Regions from separate parts of the Homo sapiens genome. Here region 2 is linked to region 1. Evidence: read pairs that join two places in POLR2A ChIA-PET (ENCODE). Cell type or tissue: Panc1. All regions are shown on one strand. Links, peaks and the distances in the headings refer to the core of each region. The heading gives the core; the rest is flanking DNA.

Region 1 (9,763 bases), core at 2,482-7,481:
CACCAAGGAATGGCCATTTCAGGCTTCATTCAGCTTGAGTGTCTTCCCATGTGTTGTTCTATCAGGAAATAGTGGGGCCATTTTGGGAAGTCGCTAGGCCAAGAACACAAATATAGGCTGCTGAGATCCCTTTAGATGTTGGCATACAACTAGCCGAAGAGAGAGGAGGTCTCAGAGGTTTGTAAGAGTTGAGTTCTGCTAGCGAATTAGAATTTTTATTAAATATTTATAATAGGGGCTTCTAACAAAATTATTGATACTATTATTTTGAGGAACAAATCTTTTATATTTAATATATCTCTGAAGACTTGGGATCATTTGTGTCTATCAGATCAAATGGGGCAAGGTGCGGTGGCTCACGCCTGTAATCCCAGCACTTTGGGAGGCTGAGGCAGGCGGATCACTTGAGATCAGGAGTTTGAGACCAGCCTGGCCAACATGGTGAAACGCCATCTCTACTAAAAATACAAAATTGGCCAGGAGTGGTGGCATGCGCCTGTAATCCCAGCTACTCGGGAGGCTGAGACAAGAGAATTGCTTGAACCCGGGAGTTGGAGGTTGCAGTGAGCCGACATCATGCCATTGCACTCCAGCCTGGGCAACAGAGCAAGATTTAGTCTCAAAAAAAAAAAAAAAAAAAAAAATCAAATAGATTCAGGTCAGAGCAGGCGCTGTGGAATATAACCATGGTGGAGCGGGAGCAGAATGGGGTTCTTTAATACAGTTCTTTACATCCCAAGTATTCCAAGAGAAAAGAAGGTGGGTGTTAGGTGCTGTGGCCATGGACTTGACATTCAGTGGGGAGGAGTGTAATGAGCTCCAGCACCATTTTGTTGTTGTTGTTAGAGATGAGGTCCTGCTATGTTGCCCAGGCTAGAATGCAGTGGCTATTCACAGGCGTGATCATAGCACACCACAGCCTCAAACTCCTAGCCTCAAGTGATCCTCCTGCCTCAGCCTCTCAAGTAGCTGGGATTACAGGTGTGTGCCACTGTACCTGGCTACAGCACCTTTGGAATCCACCATAGTTTTCAAGCTGGAGCTGTGCTCTTCCTGGTCAGCCCCTAGCCAATGACAGAGCATGGTGAGTGCAGGCCTAGCTATTTCTGTCTAATGTGGGACTTCTCAAATGAGCAATCTTTGCTCCAAGTCTCCCTGTGGAGTTGACTGAGATTCTGTCACATCTGTCTTGTGATCCTAGGCTCTCCCTTCCCAGTTCTGCTGTCTCCTCCTTTATCTTCCACGGGTGTCTCCCTCTCCCCAGTGAGCCTCTTGCTCTCCTGGCTTTATCTTAGCATTCCGGAGGACATGAATGACACAGGAGGAATGAGGCCATGTGGTCATAGTATCCATCGGAAGACCTAGTGGGCAAGTCTTTAAGATCTTCTAGCCCAGGCTTTGAGAACTAGAACCTTGTCTGCTGGATGGGGATCTTGGCTTTAGAAACTTATTTTGGAAGGAATTTCCAAATTGCTTACATGATACTGTAGGCCAAGGTGGAAGTTTGGGTGTCATTGTAGATGAGGGTACTGGTGTCAAGGCTCGCCAGGAACGGAGAGGAACAGCGCAATGGGCTCACCAAACAAGCTCCTCAGAGCAGTCAGAACTGTGTTTCCCCAGTGCTGGGACACAGGGAGGCGGTTTCACTGTGCGCTAACGCCATTTGCAGGAGGTGACAGAGCTCGCCCAAGGAAGGGGCAGGAGATTGCGGTGGTTAAGTGCTTTGGAGGCAAATAGGCCTGGGTATGAGCCTGGCTGTGCTACCTACTAGCTTTGTGATGTTGGACATATTACCTAAGCTCTTCATCTCTCAGCTTCCTCATTGGGAAGATGGAGATGATAATATAAGTCTACTTCTTAGATTTGCTGGGAGGATTTTTAAAACTCCTTCTAAAATGCTCAGCATTGTACGTGATTGAATCAGGTAAAGTTCTCAGCTGTAAGCAACAGAAACTGACTCAAGTTGATTGAAATAGAAAAAAGAATGGATCAAAAAGCCAGTGGGCAGCTTCCAGAATCCCCAAAGAGGCTAGAAAGGCAGCTCAGAGAATAGATAGAAATAAGGGCAGTAGCCAGGGCCATAGTCAAAATCCTGCCATAAATCCAGCCTGCTGCTGCCACCATTGATCGCTGGATGCCTCTGCTGTTTGCCCTCATAGAACCCAGACCCTGCCCTTGGCCTTGTTGCCACTGTTGCCTGGAAACGGGTGTGGCTGTCACCACTACCACTGTCAGCCCAGCCACCAGAATGGCTTCTCTGTGGTTCTCAGCCTCTTCTCTGCTTCCCCTCTCCTTCCCTTTCCACCTCTACTTTCCCCTTCCCCCTCTTCTCCCTCTGCCTCCTCACCTTCCCCCCCATCTATTTCTTTCTCTATGCTTCTTCACACTTTCTCCCTCCACTGGCTAGTTATCCTCATCCATTAGCTATACCAAATTTTTCCCATTAAAGGAAGAAATAGGCCAGGCATGGTGGCTCACGCCTGTAATTCCAGCACTTTGGGAGGCTGAGGCAGGTGGATCACCTGAGGTCAGGAGTTCAAGACCAGCCTGACCAACATGGAGAAACCCCATCTCTACTAAAAATACAAAATTAGCTGGGTGTGGTGACACATGCCTGTAATCCCAGCGACTGGGGAGGCTGAGGCAGGAGAATTGCTTGAACCTGGGAGGCGGAGGTTGCAGTGAGCTGAGATAGTGCCATTGCACACCAGCCTGGGCAACAAGAGTGAAACTCCATCTTAAAAACAAAAAACAAAACAAACAAACAAAAAACAACAAAAAAGGAAAAACTACATGACCCAATGATCTTTCTTCAACTTCCTTCCTATCTTCTTTCCTTCCTTAAATGTCTGGAAAGTTTATTTTTCTTCCTCACTTCAATCTGTCCTCCACCTCTTTAATTCACTGTAACTGCCCTTCCCAAGGTCACCAGTGACCTCTCCATTGCTTTACCAAGGCTGACTTTTCTGTCCTCCTCAACCTCTTGGGAACACTTGATCTTGTTGACTATGACCTCCCTTTGAGACTCTTTCCTGTTCTCGGCTTGATGATGCCATGCTTTTCTGGCTTTCCTCCTTTCTTGGACCTGATTATCTTGATATTCTTTGTGGGCTTTTCCTTATAACAAAGTACTACAAACTGTGTGTCTTCAGCAACAAAAATGTATTGTTTCATAGTCCTGGAGCTTGCAATTTGGAGATTAATATGTTGGCAGGACTAGTTCCTTGGCTTGTAAAGCATCACCCTGATTTGTGCCTTCATCTTCTCATGGTGTTCTCCCTGTTACATGCCTCTATGTTCAAATTTTTCCTTTTTGTAAGGACACCGGTCATATCATATTAGCTCCCCTCCTCTACCATAACTTCATTCTGTTGCTTATAACAGAATACTTGAAACTGGGTAATGTATTTACTTATTTATTTATTTTGAGAAGGAGTCTCACTCTGTTGCCCAGGCTTGAGTACAGTGACACAATCTCGGCTCACTGCAACCTCTGCCTCCCAGGTTCAAGCAATTCTCCTGTCTCAGCCTCCTGAGTAGCTGAGATTACAGGCACACACCACCACACCCGGGTAATTTTTGTATTTTTAGTAGAGATGGGGTTTTGCCATGTTGGTCAGGCTGGTGTCGAACTCCTGACCTCAGGTGATCCACCCGCCTCAGTCTCCCAAAGTGCTGGGATTGTAGGTGTGAGCCACTATGCCTGGCCGAAACTGGGTAATTTATAAAGAAAAGGAATTTATTTCCTACAGTTCTAGATGCTGAGAAATGCAGGGTCAAGGGGCCACATCTGATGAGTCCTTCTTGCTGGTGGGGACTCTGCAGAGTCCTGAGGCAGCGCAGGGTATCACATGGTGAGGGCGTGGAGTGTCCCTTCAGGAGGGCAGAGCCCTCATGACCCAATCCCAATCGTCTTTTAAAGCCCTCGTCTTTCAATACTGCCACCATGGGGATTAAGTTTCACTGTGCGTTTTGGACGGGACCAACATTTAAAGCATAGCACTCATCTTAGCTAATTACAACTACATTGACTCTATGTCCAAGTAAGCTCCCATTCTGAGGCGCTGGGGGTTAGCACTTCAACACATAACATTTAGGGGAACACAATTCAATCTATAGCACTCTTTAAACATCGCTTTCCCTTGGCCACTTTCTTAGCCTCCTCCCCCGAGAAACTTTATTCAAACTCATGGCTTTAATGACCATACCACCTTACAATGATGATACCCCAGGGTGTTTCTCAAACCCAGTTCTCTCCCTCTGAGTTCTGGAGAGACAGATCCAATTACCCAGCAGTCATATTTGGGTATTTATGGGTCCCTTTATTTATTTATTTTTGAGTCAGGATCTCACTCTGTTGCCCAGGTTGGAGTGCAGTGGTAAGATAATGGTTCACAGCAGCCTCAAATTCCTGAGCTCAAGCCATCCTCCTGCCTCAGCCTCCTAAGTAGCTAGGACTACAGGCATGTGCCACCATGCCCAGCTGATTTTCTTATTTTTGTAGAGACGGGGGTCTCTCTATGTGGTCCAGGCTAGTCTTGATCTCCTGGGCTCAAGCAATCATCCTACCTCAGCCTTCCAAAGTGCTGGGATTATAGGAATGAGGCACTGTGCCTGGCCAAGTCCTTTGTGTAATGTTCCAGATTGAATTTATCTTTTCCTTAAAGATGTTTCTTCTCCTGAGTTTCTGGTCTCAGAGACTGGCCCCATCACCCACCTTGCTCCCCCAGGGTGGGAGATCACCCTGGAGGCTTGCTTCAGTTTATGACTCCCACCCCTTCCAGTCACCACATCCTTCAATAGCATCACGTCTCTTTTTCTCTTTTTTTTTTTTTGAGATGGAGTCTCGCTCTGTTGTCCAGGCTGGAGTGCAATGTCGCGATCTAGGCTCACTGCAACCTCTGTGATTCTCCCACATCAGCCTCCAAGTAGCTGGGATTACAGGCACCCACTACCATGCCTGGGTAATTTTTGTATTTTTGTAGAGATGGGGTTTCACCATGTTGGCCAGGCTGGTCTTGAACTTCTGACCTCAGGTGATCCGCCTGCCTCAGCCTCCCAAAGTGCTGGGATGAGAGGTGTCAGCCACTATGCCCAGCCTATTTTTATTTTTCGAATTGAACATTCCTTCATACTTGTTTTATATGGTCAGAATACTACATTGGTAGCAATGATTCATTTTGTTAGTCATGAAACAAACAACAACAACAACAAAAATTCATACATTTTACTTTGTTTCTCAGAAATGAGAGATGTTTTAAGAATGTGTTTTCATGAGATTTGCCAAATTTTTTTTCATTGCACAATAGCTTTTTTTTTTCTCTCTTCCTTTTGGAGAATTGTTGGGTGGATGAAGATTTTAAGATAGGTAAGAACAGATGTGTTGACACAGTTTGGGAAAGCAAAAACAATTTAACTGGAAGAAAAGCCCTTAGGGAAATGACACTCTCCCAAGGATGTTCGAAACCCAGTTATAGGAAGTACTAAGTCTTCAGTGGACAATGTGATTTGGGTTAAGAGCCAGCAGAGCTTGGGGAAACGCTGACAGTCCTCCAAATACCACAATGCAGTGTTAGAATCAGACTCGCTATGTTGAAATTTACGAGGATTTACATTTTAATTAGTTGCTCAAAATTTGCCCTCACAATTGGTCCTTTAGGCGAACGTTAATCCCATTTACTTCTTTCTAATTTTAATGCTCCAAACCCCACCAATTTTGAGAAGGAAGAAGTGTTCTTCCAAGTTATGTAAGTGATTTATTATACGATGTGAGAATTATACGATGGAGGCACCACGTAGGAGAAATGGAATTGAGGAATACCAGCTGAAAAAGCTCTTATTCACCCTCTAGTTCAGTTCAGCCTCACAAATTAGAAAACAAACCCAGAGAGGCAGAGAGACTTACTTAAGGTCACATGGTTATTCAGAGGTCTAGAATACACACTTTCTGGTGCCTGAACCAAAAGTCCGCTTTAGGAAAAATTATAGTCAACATTTACTGAGCACTTGCTAAGTACTAGGCACTGGGCTAAATGCCTTTCATAAATTTCAACAGTTCACAAAATCAATGAAATAGAAAGTATTTCAAATGTAAAATAAAAACATTGTCAGTCCTCTCTAACAATTTTTCTCTGGATGTTTCATTTGCTTTCTTAAACAGAAGTTGCTGACGTACATGTCTTTCCTCCCTTCCAGATTCAAAGGCTGCAAAGGGCTCCTAGGTATACTCCACTGAGCTGTATTTTGAAAGCTAAATAAGCATTAACTTATTCACAACAAAAGCCTGATATATTTGTATGAAGGCTGCAGAGAGGTTTGGAAAGCACAGATTTCTCCCCCTTTCTCCTCCCTTAGTTTGTTCACCGATCACTTCTTCCCTCTCTTCCTTCTTTTTCCCTTCCCTCCCTCTCTCCCTAGCTTCCCCCACTTTCTTTCCTCTCTCTGTCTCCCTCCCTTTCTTTCTTCCATTCTAGAAAGTGAGGTATTTTCCAGTACCTGTAATCTGTACACTTTGGGAGGCCGAGGTAGGAGGATTGCTTGAGGCCAGGAGTTTGAGATCAGTCTGGGCAACATAGCAAGACCCTACAGCAAATTTTTTATATAAAAAATTTAAAAATTAGCCAGGCTTGGTGGCACATGCCAATAGTCCCAGCTACTTGGGGGGCTGAGGCAGGAGGATCACCCGGAAGTTCGAGGCTGTGGAGAACTATGATTGCCCATGGCACTCCAGCCCGGATGACAGAGCGAGACCCCATCTCTATAAAAAATAAAAAGTGAAAAATAAAGATAATCCCAGCACTTTGGGAGGCCAGGAGCGGGCAGATCACCTGAGGTCAGGAGTTCGAGACCAGCCTGGCCAATATGATGAAACCCCGCCTGTACTAATAGTAAAAAAAATTAGCTGGGTGTGGTGGCACACACCTGTAATCCCAGCTGCTCAGGAGGCTGAGGCGGCAGGAGAATCACTTGAACCTGGGAGGTGGAGGTTGCAGTGAGCCCAGATCGTGCCACTGCACTCCAGCCTGGATGACAGAGTGAGACTCCATCTCAAAAGAAAAAAAAAAATGGAAGTGAGGTATTAAGGACTCTGTCTGTTGTGATTCGAAACTCCTTTTGATTTGTCTTTTTTTTTTTTTTTGAGACGGAGTCTTGCTGTGTTGCCCAGGCTGGAGTACAGTGGTGCGATCTCTGCTCACTGCAAGCTCTGCCTCCCGGGTTCACGCCATTCTCCTGCCTCAGCCTCCCGAGTAGCTGGGACTACAGGCGCCTGCCACCACGCCCGGCTAATTTTTTTTTGCATTTTTTAGTAGAGACGGGGTTTCACCATGTTAGCCAGGATGGTCTCGATCTCCTGACCTTGTGATCCGCCCGCCTCGGCCTCCCAAAGTGCTGGGATTACAGGCATGAGCCACCGCGCCTGGCCTGATTTGTCTTGAACATGTAGAATGTTGGAAATGCCGGGGCCTAAGGCATCATCCAAAGGGGAGTGGAGGCTAGAGAGGTAAAGGATTTTGCCTGAGGTCAACTAAATGAAATCCTACCAAGATCAGACAGCGACTATAAAGCAGGAGTCCAGTCAACCCCAAGAGGAAAGCTACCAGAATAGCACAGGCAAAGTCTGATTTGTTCTGGAGGTGTCAACATTTTTAAATGACTCAATTCAATCTCAGACCAGCAAGCTCTTCACCTTCACTTGAAGGAGTGTAGGATCTTTTATCAGGAGCTTAAGAATGAAAAGCAAACTTCTAATCATACCCAGCACTTCAAAATCCCCAGAGTTGAGGGCCGGGTAATGAGTGGGGCTTACATAGAGTAGGTTCTCAGAGATACAAGGGTTAGGACTTGGAAATACACATGACAGGCGGGGACAGAAATTTTATTAACCTGTACCTTAAAGCCCTTTAGGACATTTGATTGTGGAATGAAACCAACACATTGAGAAGACTCAAAGTGGGGAGAACCTGAAATTAGTTTTGCACTTTCCAATCCCAGGTTTCCAGGCCCTCTGTCCTCAGTGATTGGCTGGTGCAATTCTGAACACTGAGCTGTTGATTTTCCCATCCCAATAACTTCAGCAAAGGAATCTCTGAAGTCCAGTGTGGAAGCTCAATACACAGACCAGGCAGGAGGACTGCTTGAGGCCAGAAGTTTGAGACCAGCCTGGTCAACATAATGAGACCCCCATCGCCAGACAAATAATAATAATAATAATAATTATTATTATTATTATAAAGAATCAGAGAGAGAGAGTAAGCCTTGGAGGTAAGTAGCATGCCACAGATCACTTAGCAATCTAGAAACAGATTCTGAATTCTAGGTCCCACTCAGAGAAGGAGAAAGGGAAAGAAAGTGTGGCAGCCCTGACTTCTGTTCTTCAGAGGCAGCTTTATATGGTGGAGATTGCCTGGAGCCAGGAGATAAGGCCATGTGCTTTCTGGGCCTCAATTACTTCCCTTGTAAAATGAGAAAGAATTGGTCCACATGACTGCTAACTTCCTATCTCTATGTAAGAACCATGTGACTCTAGAATCATATTTAAATGGTAAAATGACAAGTGATCCAAGTGATTAATTTTTTTTATTGTCCTGATTTTTTTCCCCATCCTGGTGTGTGGTTTGGCTGAACTGACTGAATTTAAGGGAATATCTTTGATGTCCCAAATTACCTGGAGGAATTTCATCTCACAATTTTTCTCAAAGGCCTTTAGGACTGCTGCATTCTTTTTGAGATCCTTGCCTAGAAAACAATCTAGGAGCAGAACACGATGAGAGGTCAACAGCATTTTTTTTTTTTTATTAAGATGGAGTCTCGCTCTGTTGCCCAAGCTGGAGTGCAGTGGCACGATCTCAGCTCACTGCAGCCTCCGCCTCCCGGGTTCAAGGAATTCTCCTGCCTCAGCCTCCCGAGTAGCTGGGGCCTGCCACCACGCCTGGCCAATTTTTATATTTTTAGTAGAGGCAGGGTTTCTCTATGTTGGCCAGGCTGATCTCGAACTACTGACCTCAAATGATTCACCCATCTCGGCCTCCCAAAGTACTGGGATTACAGGTGTAAGCCACCACACCCAGCCATTTTTTTTTTTTTTTTGAGACAGAGTCTTGCTTTTGTTGCCCAGGCTGGAGTGCAGTGGTGGGATCTCAGCTCACTGCAACCTCTGCCTCCCAGGTTCAAGCGATTCTCCTGCCTCAGCCTCCTGAGTAGCTGGGATTACAGGCGTGTCCCACCATACTTGGCTAATTTTTGTATTTTTAGTAGAGACAGGGTTTCACCATGTTGGCCAGGCTGGTCTCGAACTCCTGATCTCAAATGATCCACCCACCTCGGCCTCCCACAGTGCTGGAATTACAGGCGTGAGCCACCACACCCATCCTGTCAAGCAGTATTAGTGCAATGTTTCCCCACCACACTCAGTCTAAAGCCACACTTCACGCCTACCAGGCCCTGCACTTTCTGGATCCGCCTTCCTTTCCAGCCTCCTATCCTATCCTCTCTCTTCATGTAATTTATTTTGGACACACAGGCTTTCCTTTAGTTCCTCAAAGGCACAAAACTCTTTCCTAACTCAGGACTTGCGAATAGACTGTTTTCTCTACTGGAGCTGTCTTCCTTCATTCATTGGTCGTTTGGATGATTCAGGCCTGAATACCACATCATCAGTTGGGCCTCCACTGGTATTAATATTTGGGCCTCCACTGACCACCTCATCTAAACGGAAATTGGACCACCCTATTCTTTCTCTTCAGAGCACTTAACATTATTTGCG
Region 2 (9,763 bases), core at 1,570-6,569, 120 kb after region 1:
ATTTGCTCTTTCAGTGTGTTTTTGAATTCTGTTGGCTAGTATGCTTTTAAAGATTTTTTCTTTGATATTTATAAGTGAGATTACTTTGTAGTTTGCACTTTGGTGCACTTTGCACATTGGTACAGACTTTTTCCGATCTTTGGATCAATGTTACACTCATTTCATTAAACAAAATTGGAAGTTTTTCTTTTTTTGGCATTATATAATTAGTGTAGGTGTTATCTTTTTTTTTTTTTTGAGATGGAGTCTCGCTCTGTCACCAGGCTGGAGTGCAGTGATGCGATCTTGGCTCACTGCATCCTCTGACTGCCTGGTTCAAAGCGATTCTCCTGCCTCAGCCTCCTGAGTAGCTGGGATTACAGGCATGCGCCACCACGCCCAGCTAATTTTTGTATTTGTAGTAGAGATGGGGTTTCACCATGTTGGCCAGAATGGTCTCGATCTGCTGACCTCGTGATCCAACCACCTTGGCCTCCCAAAGTGCTAGGATTACAGGTGTGAGCCACCATGCCCAGCTGATGTTATCTATTTTTAAAAGTTTCTCAGAATTACCCCTGTGAAAATCAATGGATCTGGTGCTTTTGGTAGAGGAGTCTTTTAACTCTTTTCTCTGTTTCTTTTGTGATAATTGGTCTGTTTTAGACTTTCTCTCTTGAGGGTCAATAAATTGTGTTCTTTTGAAAAATTATCATTTCTTCAAGTTTATCAAATTTATTTGAGTAGACTTGTGTAATGTTACTAAAAATAAGATTTCAGCCTAGCACGGTGACTCATGCCTATAATCCCAGCGCTTTGGGAGGCTGAGGTGGGAGGATCACTTGAGCCCAGGAGTTTGAGACCAGCCTGCGTGACATAGGGAGACCCAGTATCTACAACAAACAAAAACCAGATTAGCTGGACACCTGTGGTCTTAGCTAATTGGGAGGCTGAGGTGGGAGGTTGGGGCTGGAGTGAGCTGTGATTGTGTTCCTGCACTCCTGCCTGGGTGACAGAACAAGACCCTGTCTCAAAAAAAAAAAAAAAAAAAAATCATAGGCCAGTTGCAGTGGCTCACGCCTGTAATCCCAGCACTTTGGGAGGCCAAGGCTGGAGGATCACTTGAGTCTAGGAGATCGAGACCAGCCTGGCCAACGTGATGAAACCCTGTCTCTACTAAAAATACAAAAATTAGCTGGGCGTGGTGGTGCATGCCTGTAATCCCAGCTACTCAGGAGGCTGAGGCAGGAGAATCGGTTTGAACCAGGGAGTCAGAGGTTGCAGTGAGCTGAAATTGTGCCACTGTACTCCAGCCTGGGTGACAGAGTGAGATTCCGTCTAAAAAAAATAAATAAAATAATAAAATAATAATTTCTTCTCTTTCAATGGTTATATCCCACTTGTCAGTCCTAATTTTAGTATTTTTTGTATTTAAATTTAAATTTTGTGTATTTGTAATTTCAGTCATTGTTTTCCCCTTTTGTTTGGTTAACTAGTGGTTTGCCTGTTTTGTTGATTTTTTTAAAAAACCTGTTTAGTAGTTCCATACATTTTCTGTTTTCTAACTCATTCCTTTCTGCTTTTATTTTTAATGATTCTTTCCATTTCTTTTATTCTTTTCCTAGCTTTTTGCATTTTGTACGTAATTCATTTATTGACGTTATTATTTAATGCTGTTCTTCTTCACTGATGATTGCTCTAGGTGTATTCTACATGTTCTGATATATCTTCCTTATTGCTCTTTTAAAGCAATTCTGCTGTATTTATTTCCCCTTTGATCCAAAAGTTTTTTTATATTATGTGTTTTTTATAACTTTCCAAGTATGGAGAGTCTTTTTTATTTGTTAAATTTTGCTACTAATTTCTACTTTTATTACATTATAGTTAGATCAATCTGTTTTTATTCTATTCTTTCAAATTAATTGAGGTTTTATTAGTGGCTTAATATATGGTTAGTTTTCATGAGTATTCTATGTGGTCTTCAAAGTGTATGGTTTTTTATTAGGCTTCACAGTTTTATACACATACATGCCTTATTAATTAAGTTCATTATATCTTCTAAAGCCTCATGTTATTTTTCACCTGATCATTCTTGGATTGAGAGAGATATGTTAAAGTCCCCTTTTATTAACTTGTTTCTCTTTTTTGTTGCATCTCCTTTAGTTTCTGTTCGATGAGATTGGTTTTGAATTTTTGGGTATATAAATATTAATGTTACATCTTTATTTTGAAAAATAAAGATATTTATAGACTTTATAGTCTTTAGCATTGTAAATCATAAGTGAATTATAAATGCACAAATAATAAGTGTAAAGCTCAATTAATTTTATGTTTTGTTTTCTATGATTGAGTAGTATTCTTTTTGTTTTGCTGTGAAGTCAGCCCTTCAGTGAATTTCTTCTTAACTGTAGATTAAGATTCCTGTAAAAGACTTGGGTTGAGTATATAGTTCATCTCTTAAGCTATTACGCAAAGTGCACATTAGATCTGCTGTAGTCAGTCTGATATTTTTGTTTAATTTTCTGAAGTTTTCTGGGAAAGCAGTCTATATTTGCATTCATTAATCTACTTGTTTAAACTTTTTGAATTAAAATTTATTTTCGCAATTCATTTTATCCTAGAGGACAAATACAATTAAATATAGTGGGTGTTTTCATCTCTCATTTTTTGCATTTTACCAAATGCCCAAAAGTCAACAGGAAGAGATACCTCTTTGGTCAGGAATGTAAAAACAGGAAGGAGGAAGTCTATTGCAAATCTGTGCTGGCTGATTATGAATTCAGGTTTCACCATGGAGGATGTTCATTAATGATCATCAGTGTGCTGTGCTGTTATTCAAAATTACAGTGAGTATTAATGTCAGTAATACAGAATGTCAACACTAGTTATAGGAGGCAATGTTAACTAACACACGACACTAGACTTTTTTCTGTGCGTGGAAACAGGATACTATTTGTGAGAACAAGTCAAGTAAAATTCAACATCAGAAATATACAGAAAATCGTTCTTCATTTTTATGCTTTTGCTTGCTCTTGATGCTTTGAAGGGTCATATAATCCTTTAAGATATGAATGTATCTTTTAAGAAACATATTAAAGTATATCAATTCTGTCATTACAAATTCTTTGACAGAATCTCTTCAAATAAATTAGAGGAAGCATCTGGGCATTATTTTATAAAGCATTTTACGAGCACATATAGCAAACTAGATGAAATATTTCATGGAAAAACACATAGAACGTGAGTTTTATGTAAACAAGAAATATTTTTCAGTATTCCGTGGTGAAAGAAATTGGATTCTGGGCCAGGCACGGTGGCTCATGCCTGTAATACCAGCACTTTGGGAGGCCGAGGTGGGCAGATCACTTGAGGTCAGGAGTTTGAGACCAGCCTGGCCAACATGGTGAAACCCCATTTCTACTAAAATATAAAAAAAATTAGCCAGGTGTGTTGGTACATGCTTGTAATCCCAGCTACTTGGGAGGCTGAGGCAGGAGAATTGCTTGAACCGGGGAGGCAGAGGTTGCAGTGAGCTGGGATTGCACCATTGCACTTCAGCCTAGGCGACAGAGCAAGACCATGTCACAGAAAAAAAAAAAAAGAAAGAAAAAAGGAAAAAAGAAATTTGGATTCTATGTATATACATTTTTTTCCTCTTTAGTTGCTAGAAACTCTCAGTTACTCTGTAGCTACAGGCTATAGCATTGGTTTGAATACCAAGCAGCAGTATTTTAGGATACTTACCTTAACTTCAGTTTTTTACTTAGCAGTACAATATTGTTGGTGTTGTGAAAAAACTAAAAGTGTGTAAAATTTATATGGCATATCATCATCATCATCAGCCTGGTGACCTCTTTGACATGCTGTTTTCATCAGGAGTCTAGTAACGTAAACCATGTCTTGACCCTTATTTCTGGATTATTATGTGGTAGGGCTTCCCATTCTTTATATTGTGACACAAACAGAAAATTAGATTGAGAGCTAAGATGATCAATATTGTGGTATTCCCATAACTTATTCATTTGGGAAGATATGCTCTAATGTGCTAGTCAGATGAAGGTGTCTGTAAACCTTTTTTAATTGTAAGAAATGTGTGTGTGTGTGTGCACCCCCACACATGCACACCCATGTGAGCATCTTTGTCCAGGATTTAAAAAAAATTTGTAGTTGTGGGTAATCAAACCAACTTGAGTTAGCTTAAGAAAAAATGAAAAAATAAATGGTGAAAGTTACTGAGGTATTTTATAAAAATCTTAGGGCAGCCAAACTTTTTGAAAGACTGGAACAAAGAAGTGGACAACCATCTTTCTTTCTATTTCTCCTTGATGACTTTGTCTTCATCCTTTTGTGAAGTCTGACTTTCTCTGCTTCTCTCTGTACTTGGTGGAGGATGACCACCTATAGCTTTTATATGTTAGGCACATACCTGACTATCTGAATTCCAGTTAATTTAAAATTCCTGAGAGTGTATCAGATTGTACACCCCTGTTGCAGTGTACTTTGAAAGAGGCTATGCAGCTTGTCCAACCTTGTCAATGGGTAGCAGTTCTCAGAGGGAAGGTAGGTATTATAGCTGTGTTTGTGCACTTTCCTAGGGAGAACTATAACTTTGATTATAATTAGAGAGGAGAGTCATGCTATCCCCAGGCACAGCCTAAATAAAGATTAAGAATCACTGTATGGGAATTACAGTGAAATTCCCAGTAACAACAGATATCTTTCATATCAGTTAAACTGTTTGAATTATGCACAATGCCATGTTCTTTCCTGTCTGTCTTTACCCGTAATTGAATACCCTCCTCCTCCTTTCTCTACCAATTCAAATATTACCTATTATTGAATTCTCCTATTTCCTCCACGAAATTTTTCCATCTTAGAATACTGCATTCTACATGGATACACACACAAATATATTTTATATGTCTGGATTCTTATAGCATGGACTTTGAAAATGCTACACAGCATTATTTTGTTGTTTGTAAATGTATGTCTTTGTGTATGAATAAGTATGTTTTGAATATAGCCCTAATTAGATTGCCCCTGAGACCTGTGATTTCATACATATCTCATGAATTCCTACTGTGTTACATAACAGAATGCCATGAGTACAACAGACTTAGTAAATCATTTTGGACTGAATTAATGAAAAACACAAACTTTCTTTATAGAAAAACTTAAAAAATATAGAAGAATAGAGAGCAGAAAAAAATCACTTTTATTCCCACTAAAGGATAATCATTGTTGACATTAATTTGAGTTTTTCTATGTAAAGTGGACATGTACTAAATATTGAATATTTATTGAGCAAAGTTATGTTATTCAACATATTAAATGATTACTATTAAATAGTTTTTAAGTGAAGCAGTGACTATAATATATAGAAATTTTCATCCCTTTTTTATCAAAATAAAAATACAATTTTTTGATTATAAAAATAGTAAATATTCATTAAAAAAATTTCAGAACACATGTATATATAAAAATCACTTAAAACCCTTATAACCAAAAGTACTCCATATTTGGTGTGTGTATTTCTGAGTTTGTCCTGTGAGTATATCTGTATTTGTGTGTTCATCTTTTTGAATTTAATATTGACAATGCCTATTATAATGTTATAAGTACTCTGTAAGGTAATTCTTTATGGTTGATTAATATTTTAAAGTACATATATCTTAGCTTATTTAATTATTTCCTTATGTTGCACATTTAAGTGGTTCTCATTTTGTGTGAAATTTTATGAAAAATAATATTAAATCTAAAATAATTTCTTAGTCAAGATCTTCATTCCTGGAGATAAAAGTAATCATGTAGGTAATTATAATAGCTAACATCTATTGAACATTGCCAATGTTTTAAACACTTAAATGCATTATTTAATCTTAACAAGAAGCAAAGAAGGTACCATTGTTATACCCATTTGCAGCTGAGGAAATTGAGGTAGGGATAGATAGATTAGGTCATTTGCCCCCTGCACTCAGTAATTGGTAGAGGTAGATGTGGATGCAGGCCAGTTGACTCCAGAGCCTACACTTTTAATCACTGTGCTTTGCCTTTTAACCTGGAGTATCAGATAATGAAAGCTGCAGTGTCAAAAGATTATTAAATTTTAACCTAAAAAAAGAGAGGGTTTAAAGAATGTGATCGGAATTGCACTCAGGAAGGGAGGGTCCTGTATGTCCAACCTGTGCTAGGGCAGAGGAGGCTCAGATCTTGGAAAGAACTTACAGTAAAGTGATGTAGGTTCCTTCTTCCTCTGCAGTTCCCAGACAGGCATCCAGTAGCTTAAGTGAGACCAATCTCCAGTTCATTTTCCTTAGGAGATAGGGGCTGTAAGAAAAATCACTGACACTTTTACCCTATGCATGCCCCTTTTCATTTCTCAACGATGGAAAAAAACAAAACAATGCAATCCTTTCCTACTTTCCCTTTTCATTCATATCCTCATTCATTCATTCCGGAGGTAAAAAAGAACTTAAATCAAGTTTGCTTTTAGGGCTCTCTCTTACTAGAAGGGATGGTTCTTTTTAGTTTAATAGAGCAAGGCTAATAGAATCTGCGTAATGATTTTTTGTTTTTTGTTTTTGTCATCCCTGAACGGGAAGGCAGGAAACTTACCCTTTGTGGTTTGTAAGGGAGTGTATGTATTGATGTTTTGGTATTGCCCACTTCTTTGTGCAGGAGCTTAATTTCAAGAGAATTAATTACTACAGGCATTGCCATAATAATCAGACAGATACTGTGGAAATCAGCAATGAATGTATTACTGACATTGAACATAAATAATATCAGCAACTGAAAGACGATTTGTGCAGTCATCTCCTTTTATCTTTTTTTTTTCCTGTAATATCCTTCAGCATTCCTTATGAGTCTAAGATTTGGATTGTCTACCTGGCTCTGGCCTTTTAGAAGCCACATGGTGTTGAATAAATCCCTTAACTTCTTTGAGCCTCATTTTCCTCATCTGTGAGATAGATATAAAACCAGTTGTCCTTTATACTTCTCCAGGTTCTTGATACCAAATGCAGTGATGTATGCAAAATTGCTTTGTGGATTGCAAAGCACTAATACAGATGGAAAAAGATGATTTTTATTTTTTGTTTTGTTATTTATATTCTGCTTTTGAGTGGGAATTGCCTTTTTCAACTTCATGTTTTCTTTCTGATTCTTCTGCAAAGCTGAGAAATGACCAATAGAAGTGGACTGTGTAGTCAGGGTCAGTGATGGGAGTTGGGATCAGCCTTATATCACTAACTGTGTTTTTGTTTTCCTCCATACTACTTCTGGATATACTTATATGGCAAAATTCTTTGTCTTTTGAAAAACATTTAACAAATTAAATATATATGTATATTACATATTTAGTTTTAAAAATATATTTTTGTCATTAGGAAAAGGATATGTCTTTAGGTAAAAATAGTACAAACCTCATGTTGCATAGATAATGCAGATAGTTCCAGTTATCTGGTCATTGGGCAAAAAGCAAGCACTTAAGGTCTTCAGCTCCAACCTTTTGTTCCATTTCCTATTGCTGGAATTTTCTATTCATTTCTTCTTGTTGGATAATTAAACTGGATGATGGTAGAGATGGTAAACCGGCATTTATTCATCCTTGCCCTGCTCAGCCTTGGGAGTGGGTGTATTCTGGCTGGTAGATTGACTGCTTTTATTTGTTTGCCATGTTATGGTTTAGGTTTTTCTGAGCATCTGCATCAGTAATTGAAGTTGCTACAGTACTGATGGTGAGGTGACTGCTGATCTTGAGTCTCAGCTACTTGATTTTCCTTATCCTCTTCATTGTAGTTCTTTCTAGGTCGTCTTTGGCGAGAAAGGTCCCTGTGGACATCTCTTTTTGGTAATGATGCCAAGCAGGCACATGAAGGTCCAAGACAGAAAAAAGGGCAAAAGAAGACAGCAAAAAAAGGAACCTTAATCTTGATCCTAGGACTTTATAGGCTCCCCTTTTTCCCATGATTCTTCCCTTAGGGTGGACTTTCCGCATGCCCAGTGCCCTCCTTACCCTTTGGAATTGAGCACACACAGTGTGTTTAGGGAGTGATACGCGTGCCCATCTGATGTTTTCTTTCCTTTTTTGGTGGAGTGCGCCCCTGGAAGATCATACTTTACCATTTTTGTCTCTTATCACACATGCATGCCCAGGAAGTTGCTTCTTCCTGGGGGTGCCAAATTATCATTTTTAGAGAGATAATGCGATAATTGTCAAACTGTCACCTGACATTTCTGGTGGGTGGCGGGGAGAGCCCTCTCCTGCCCTGCCCATGCCTATCTACCTGTAACAATGACAAATGTGTTGTTTTTTTAAGCCAGGTTTTTCTCAATCTACCTTAAAGGTTTTAAAATTGGTTTATACCTAGTCAAGTTGAGATTTTTAAGAACTTCATTTTTAATTTGTAATAAGAGCTTATCACTTTTTTCCAAAGAAATCAACAAACTGAGGCCACTTGTTAAAAAAGGTCTTTAAAAATATGTATGTATTTCAGGGGGTTCTTTGTTTCAAAGTTAGAATTAAATATATTTGCAGATGGCTTTCATTTTTAAAATTTTCTGCAGTTTAGTAAAGTTGTTGCTTCCACCTCAGGATATACTTTATACAATGTTGTCTTTTCCAGGACTGCCAAAAATTATCTTTTTAAGCATTAACTTTGCTTAATGTTTTCCCCCTATAAAATGCTAATGTTATTATATAGTTTAGAAGTAGATTAAAAGGCTCATAGAGGCCAGTTGTGGTTGTTCACACCTGTAATCCCAGCACTTTGGAAGGCTGAGACTGGAGGACCCCTCAAGACTAGCCTGGGCAACGTAGGGAGACTGTGTCTCTACAGAATTTTAAGAAAATTAGCTGGGCATGGTGGTGCACGCCTGTGGTCATAGCTACTGGAGAGGCTGAGGTGAGAGGATCACTTGAGCCTGAGGTCGAACCTGTAGTGAGCTGTGATCACACCACTGCACTCCAGCCTGGGAAACAGAGTGAGACTCTGTCTCTAAAAGAGAAAAAAAAGCTCATAGGTCTGTTAGAAATTTTAGGTTATTTTTCATTCAGTAATTTCAGTATTATCCTCATATATGACATCTAACATGAATAAATCATAAAAAATCATCCTTTGTAGATTTTCAAATGCTGATGAAGAAGACAAGTAAAATATGTTTTTGTTTGTATTTGATTGATATTCAATTCCTTATAGATCTTATCCATCAGTACTGATTTCCCATCAGTTTTCAATATATGTAACTTTTATATATTTATTGCAAATTCAAACACTGATTTTAAGATGTTCTTTAGTAAAATTATTATATGTGTTCTTTCAATATTTGAATGCCTGTTGTATGTCAGGCACTCTGTAATGTATAAAAGTTTATCCTGTGCTGTGTTGTTTATACTTACCCATAGGAGCCTGGAATTGCCAGATAATTTTTGTGCTGTTTATGATTCTGTTCTGCTATTTTTTTTAAAACAGTTATATTAAAGCAATAGGTAACAGGGTAAAACCACTTCAAAAAATAGGGAAATCTTATTTTTATTTTTATTTCATAATACTTAGTTGTTGATTAGGTCGAGTATGAGATTCACATCATATTTTGATGTGGTACTAAATGAAAATACAGTCATCCCAGTTTTTGTGGGGATTTGCTTCCGGGAACCGGTGTGGATACCTAAATCCATGGATGTTGAAATCTCTTATATAAAATGGTGTAGTATTTACATATAACCTATGCACATACTCCCATGTACTTTGTCATCTCTAGATTACGTATAATACCTAATAACAAT

What was found. ChIA-PET counts read pairs that join two places held together with the same protein. Peaks named below come from ENCODE experiments on the same cell type or tissue, not always from the same donor. Only the 100,000 strongest peaks of a DNase experiment are listed, where the experiment ranks them.
Region 2: POLR2A ChIA-PET joins it to region 1 with 7 read pairs; 4 of 35 experiments call an interaction of 5 or more read pairs at or near these places.

The regions. Positions count from the first base shown.
Region 1 is chr10:92,745,628-92,755,390 of GRCh38, forward strand. No RefSeq gene overlaps it. Among named protein-coding and RNA genes, the nearest start is that of HHEX, 61 kb to the left of the region's middle. RefSeq lists an enhancer at 8,612-9,763. In Panc1, for the core only: no CTCF peak of the experiment used is centred there; a DNase peak (open chromatin) is centred at 5,317.
Region 2 is chr10:92,870,491-92,880,253 of GRCh38, forward strand. All of the region lies in intron 1 of EXOC6 (exocyst complex component 6), which reads left to right. Among named protein-coding and RNA genes, the nearest start is that of EXOC6, 27 kb to the left of the region's middle. In Panc1, for the core only: no CTCF peak of the experiment used is centred there; no DNase peak of the experiment used is centred there.